Regions from separate parts of the Homo sapiens genome. Here region 1 is linked to region 2. The links are chromatin contacts, found by Hi-C in ENCODE. All regions are on one chromosome and are shown on one strand. The core of a region is the stretch at or near the end of the contact, and the rest is flanking DNA. Distances in the headings are between cores, read along the strand shown.

Evidence for each region. Hi-C counts contacts between places; a loop is a spot of excess contacts on that map. Pooled maps may share reads with other maps.
Region 1: a loop to region 2 is called in a map of colonic mucosa, with 4 times the contacts of the local background. The contact joins two enhancer-like sites. A Hi-C loop is called at or near these places in 2 of 168 maps with a recorded cell type or tissue (HCT116 and colonic mucosa), 3 of 37 single-sample maps with no recorded cell type and 14 of 50 pooled maps.

Annotation. Positions count from the first base shown.
Region 1 is chr6:106,560,375-106,563,619 of GRCh38, reverse strand. CRYBG1 (crystallin beta-gamma domain containing 1) reads right to left here. Exons shown (of 22, transcript NM_001371242.2): 19 at 2,694-2,817; 20 at 2,120-2,278. Among named protein-coding and RNA genes, the nearest start is that of RTN4IP1, 68 kb to the left of the region's middle. Within about 2 kb of position 1,764, at least 4 of the 41 ENCODE cell types and tissues checked have a DNase peak (open chromatin) inside an H3K27ac peak, as active enhancers do.
Region 2 is chr6:105,481,072-105,484,291 of GRCh38, reverse strand. It overlaps LOC105377921 (a long non-coding RNA gene), which reads right to left. Exons shown (of 2, transcript XR_942832.3): 2 at 2,986-3,220. Among named protein-coding and RNA genes, the nearest start is that of PREP, 80 kb to the right of the region's middle. Within about 2 kb of position 1,896, at least 5 of the 41 ENCODE cell types and tissues checked have a DNase peak (open chromatin) inside an H3K27ac peak, as active enhancers do.

The DNA of each region.
Region 1 (3,245 bases), core at 515-3,014, 1.1 Mb before region 2:
AACTAGAATCGGACAATAAATATTTATGCCATTTATTTCAGATGACACGAATGATGGGAAAATCTCAATGTTTGTGCATCGTCAGAGACTTCTGCCCTTTGCAAGACTATCTTACTAGTAGGGAAAGCCTCATAACATTAGAACTGCCCATCATATTTTTCCCTGTCATAAGTGACCATGATCCCAGGCAGGTTCTGTAGCTATATCTCCCTCTGACATCTCCACCTCTGCTTGGCCTGACCTTCCAGTATATGACTGCACCTCTAATTTTGTAGCACTGGGTGGCTAAAGGGCATTTTATCATTTTAAAACTCGGAATTGCATTTATTAGCATTTGTCTTTCCTTCATGAGAATTAAAATTTTCTAAACAGGCATGCTTTCCAGCTATGAAAACAGAAAAATGCAGACTCACTAGAGGGTGTTTTAATGCAAAGATTTTATGAGCCCTTCCCTGAAGTGAATCTACCCTTAATATATAAATAATGTATGGCAGTCATGTTCACATGCCATTAACAAAAATTACTGGCCAGGTACAGTGGCTCACAACTGTAATCCCAACTCTTTGGGAGGCCAAGGTGAGAGGATCACTTGTGAGACCCTATCTCTACAGAAAAGTTTTAAAAATTAGCCAGGTATAGTGGCATGCACTTGTGGGCCCCAGCTACTCAGGAGGCTGAGGTGGGAGGATCCCTTGAGCCCAGGAGGTCGAAGCTACAGTGAGCTGTGATTGCACCACTACACTCCAGCCTGGGCAACAGAGCTAGACTCTGTCTCAAACACAAAAACAAAACAATGTTGCTATAAAAATGCCTGTTAAAAGTGTATTATTGTAGGCCAGGCGCAGTGGCTTATGCCTGTAATCCCAGCACTTTGGGAGGCCAAGGCAGGTGGATCACGAGGTCAGGAGATCAAGACCATCCTGGCCAACATGGTGAAACCCCGTCTCTACTAAAAATACAAAAAAGTTAGCTGGGCGTGGTGGCACACGCCTGTAGTCCCAGCTACTCGAGAGGCTGAGGCAGGAGAATCGCGTGAACCCGGGAGGTACAGGTTGAAGTGAGCCGAGATAGTGCCACTGCACTCCAGCCTGGTGACAGAGCAAGACCCCGTCTAAAAAAAATTAAAGTATATTATTCTATATTGAGATGAAAGCACTGTGATAATCTAGGAGACTTTTTCTCATTGACCTATTGAATTCAAAGTTGTTAAATAACATCACTGAAATGTCTGTTAGAAATAACTGCTGAAAGACACCATTTTCTTGGATTAAGACAATTCAAAGGCAGAAAGCTTCTTTTCATGATTCCATATTACAACTACTTCTGTTCCTCCTGCTAGTTCTTCTATGCATGTCCAAACAGTACTTCTGTTTACTGAAAGAATTCCCCCTCCAGCACAACAGACCCAATTAACGAGTTGTACTCCTTTTCGCAAGGCTGTGTTCCTTCTGCTGACTCACGGGGCACCAGGTTTTTTTTGGTTTTTTGTTTTGTTTTGTTTTGTTTTTTTAAAGAAAATCAGGAGCCAACGGTCAAGCTCACAAAATCAAGGAGTAAAAAAGTTTTATCTACCATAGAAGCATGAGCTTCTTTCATAAAAATCTTACTACAGTCAGCTTTTAAGTGTCTGTTAATAGTAGGAATGATGCAGGAGGGACATGGGCCATTTTCTAATTTACAACGTATGACACTTAGGAAATGGACTGTGCAGCACACAGAGGGATCTCTTTACCCTTCATCCCGTTCTGTGGATTTCCCCAAAACAAACCAAGAGTGATTTTTGTTGACAGGGCTGGAGCTTATAGTTTGTTTCTGTAACAGTTACATTAAGGAAAAAGGGAAGAATAACACACTTCCTTTTTCTACTACTATATAAAAATCAAGCATAGAAATAAATATTCTATCTTGGATCAGTGCTATATTTACCTTTCATTTTAAGTTCCTAGACTGGTTCTATCAGAGCTAGGATATACTGTCATGAAAAAAACAAATTCATTTCTGAAAGTACTCCAGGAATTGTGAAATTGCATCTACTTGAAGAAAAGATCAAAAGCATATGAAAGGATGAGTCACCTCCTAGCAAAGCCATCACAGGCCCCCGTGGAATCCTAAAGCTCACCCTGCATTTGATACATCCTTCTTGATAGATCCAAATCTGATCATCGGCCCCGACATCCTCCATGACCTGTATCCTCAGAAGCTTCAGATCCTCTAAGTTTCCATTGGTTGACATGAATAACCCTGTTGCTTTGTTTCGAAGTCTGAAATAAATTCGCTTCTAGAAGACAAAACCCCCAGCAGTTGTTATACCAGATGTGCTGCTGGAAGCACTGAACAAGCATGAATATCAGGAAGAATCCAAAGTGAGATATGGATTAAGGGTAATTACCATACTCAAGAGTCTCAGAGGTTTTAAATTTTCTCAATGAGAAGAGTTTGACAAAATGTCAAAGCGCCTGAGGCAGGGTGCCTGCCTGTGGATAACTGCGTTTGATGTTCAGTTTGATGGCCTTCTGAAGCAGCCACACCTCTTAGCACCAGAAACTGAGCCCAGATTATTGGGGCAGGGAAGGAGTTTATAGGGTGAGGCCAGTTATAAACTTTGAATAAAAAAATTGGATAAAAAGTTGGATTGCATTTACAAAAAAATTTCAGAGAAGAGTCTATGCAGAGCATGGAGAGGAAGAAAATACCTGAACAAAAGGTCGTAGAGAACCTATTTGGCGACAGCCACTGAATTCATACCAATTAGGTACTTCTGCAGGTGACAATAGGAACTGTCGCCCTCTGTAACTGCCATATTCATAAGTAACCCATCTGAAAACAAAAATAACCACAGTAAGTGGCAATTTTCATTTGACAGTGGACCCCAATTACATTTATTTTTAGAATGCTTTCCATTTCTAGACTGAACTATATACTTTTAACATACATTGGGGGAAAAATGATCTTTTCTAGAACACTTAAAAGAAGTAATTTCTTGACAAATAGCAAATTTTTGTTACATGAGTACTTATGCCAAAAAGTTCCATTCTTGAAGAGAAATAGGTAAGTTTTTTCCTCCGTAAAGCAGTGAAATATTGTCTTTTAGTGGATTCCTCAGTTCTTCCTGGGAACTATTCATAAAATAGCTTCAGTTGTAATAATGGGTCTTTAAGTTGTTAATATTTCCAAAGCTCTTAGTAGGTGCTAAATAGGGTTAAATAAAAAGTTTTGTCTGCAGTGAGAGTAATCTTTGTTAAATC
Region 2 (3,220 bases), core at 647-3,146:
TGACACAGATTTTCCTGAAGGAATGAAATCTTAGGGGTTCTCGGGCTTTTAACTTTGTTCCTTTCTTTGTTTGTTACCTCTCCATTTCAAGGAATCTCATGCTTGTAGATTTTTTTAGGAGTCTTGGCTCCCTTGCCAAAAAGCACCAATAAAATGCAGGCAGCCTGGAAAGGTTATAAAAATGCAAGATGAATTCATCAATCAGACAAGGTCTTGTCTGTACGTGCAACAGGGGGTTCACAGACAGGCTTCAGGGACTTGGTGGAGCTCCCTAACAAGATGTGTAACTTCTGTGTGTGTGCATTCTTCTGGATTTTATAGCTTTTATCAGATTCTCAAAGGGGCCTGTAACCCAAAAGAAGAATAAGGAATATAACTGTATAGAAATCTGCACACAGACCAAAAAAAAAGCAAAACTCACACTCACATTTTAATGGATGCCCCTCAGAATGATCCCAGACTCCATGAAATTCTGCTCTTAGAGAAGCCAAACAGAGATATCAGATTATTTCAGTACATCATGAGTCAGACTGTAGCCTTCTCTTTTATCATGCAATGACTCTTTGAACAGAGAGCTGCAAGACGTTTTTTGTTGCATTTTGCACTGCTGTGATGGCATAGGGCACCCTTCTCAAACCTCAACGTGCTGTCCTTGAGCAGGTTCCAAGCTGATTAACCTCCATTAACCAGCTTTCTTCACCGTGCATTAAACAAACAAGATGAATTACGCTCAAAGATCCAAAAGCAGCAGCAATCATTTTTGTTAGTTTTTCTTAATAGATTAAGCAGTGGAAAATAGAAAAAAAAAATGCTGAACTTTGGGACTTGAAGACTTACTCAGCACATTTGGTTGTTATCAAAATTAAATCATGAAAGCAGAGTTTTTTATACCACTTCATGTTTGTGGTGGTTATTAAATAAACTCTCCAGTTTTTCATTTCTTTTGAAAGGGGATTTGTTTAAATACTACTTATTTGAAGATTATTAAGTCTCCAGAGTTCAGGGATAACCAGGGCGATAATGCCATGGTGATGCTATCTAACTTCTTTTATGGCATCAGCTTTCCCATAGATTTTATTCAACAAATGACTTGGTTGTGAAGAAAAGCTGTTTATTAATCTGTCTGTCTTAGCCTTCACCTCCCAACCAGACAGTTAATCGTCCAAGGGGAGTTTGAGGGATAACTAGAGAACACACATCATCTATAAGTAATCCCCTCGTCAGATGGCATGTGGTCCAATGTCACTATGATTTTCCTTCTGAGCTGTTAACTCCCATTCTTCCTGCCTCAGAGAGGCATAAATGTGTTTTTAAAATTCATGAAAAACAAGATGTGTAGCTAATCTAAGAAATAATGTAAAACTTGCCTGCATTGGAGGAGGGGAGTGGGGGGGGGGGCCTTCTGTTGCTTTTGAGACTATAAGGAATTTATGTGATTGGTCGATGTCTTTGTGTCCTTATTGGAATGATTAGACAGGTCTTCAGGAAAACAGTTTTCAAAAACTGAGGTTTGGCATTTTTTGGTTTTTTAATTTGACTCCCTACCCAAGACCATTTTTAAAAAGTATTTCAAATATAACCACAAACTGTTCAACCAACTGAAAATGAAAGTAGGCCACTTAGAGGTTTTTGTCTAAACTAAAGCAAAATGTCTTGAGCTAATAATTTTAACCATTGGGAGTTTGCTGGTCATAAAAGCAGTTACTTTGGAATTAAGAAATAATAATTTTAAGTATTACATCAGAATTTGTAATTTTTCTTTTACGGGATATACAGATTATAGTTGGTTTTGGGTCTTTTGGGTTTTTTTTTTTTTTTCTTTCCTTCCCCTTAGGACTAAACTGACCTTCCTGAGCAGTGAAACCCCAGACTTGGACTTGGGCCAGCTGCCTTTCAGCACATCATTAAGAACTTGTGGAGATGCTGTTTAAATGTGAATTTTCCAGCACTCCTTCACCAGACAGATAGACAGTGCTAAAGCAGTCGGGGCATGTTTGACACATCCAATTTTTAAAAGCAAGAAAAGAGAAAAAAACTTAAAAAATATGTATATCAAAGTGAAAGTTAATGAATAATGAGGCCATTTGTCAGATACGCACAACACCTTTCAAGACGCTCTAGATAATAGCAAATCTGCGAGTCAATTTAAAGGATGAACAAGGCTTCAAATAAAGATGTCTTCATGATTTCCGAAGAAAGCAAGCATTCCAGAAATAAAGGGAGACCACTCACACCCCCTATATTCTGATGACTTAGGATCCCCTCAGGTATTGTCGAGGTCCACTATGGGACCTGATTAACCCAAAGAGTATTATGATACATATGCATACCAAAAAAAAAAAAGAAAAGAAAAGAAAAAAGAGAAGGCAGAGAAAGGGAAAAAAATGAAAAATCTGTATTTCCATTAGGTTGATAATGACATTTTAAGCCCGCTATAGGTCAAGACATGCAGATAAAAATAATAAGGTCAACTCATGAGCAGTGTTTTGGAGGTGAGCCATACCACCACCCAAGTGAATGGTGAACTGCACTTCAGCTAGCAGGTCTAGTCTTTGATAAATAATAGCAGCTTTCCTCTATTGTAGTCTGTGATGGCAGTTGAATATCTAACCATAAAATAAAGCAGAAGCAGCCAGGTGATTTGAGGCCATTTCTCTCATTTCACAGAATTATATCAACATGTTCAAAAACACAATGTATGAGCCCATATTCACAGCCAATTCTCAATTACCTGTAACTATGTTCCCACCTCCACTGCTAACCCAAAGTAATATCTAATTGATTTTGGAAGACATTTCAAATTGCTATACCTTCTGCCATGCATTGTGCCTAATTTCATTTTACTACCTTAGCACACTCTGATGGAATTGGAGGACTAAATGATAATCAACAATAATGACTGAAGAAGTGGCCTGAAATGCTTAAAGTAATGATGAAAGTTTACAAAATAGACGACCAATACAAAGATAATGACACATGCAAACATTTTGTTTTTACTGCTTTATTTTTTTATTATTTTTATTTTTTTTTTAGGTGGAGTTTCACTCTTTTTGCCCAGGCTGGAGTGCAATGGCACCATCTCAGCTCACCGCAACCTCCATCTCCTGGGTTCAAGCAATTCTCCTGCCTCAGCCTCCCGAGTAGCTGGGATTACAGGCATGTGCCACCACCCCGGCTAATTTTGTATTTTTAGTAGAGATGGGGTTTCTCCATGTTAGTC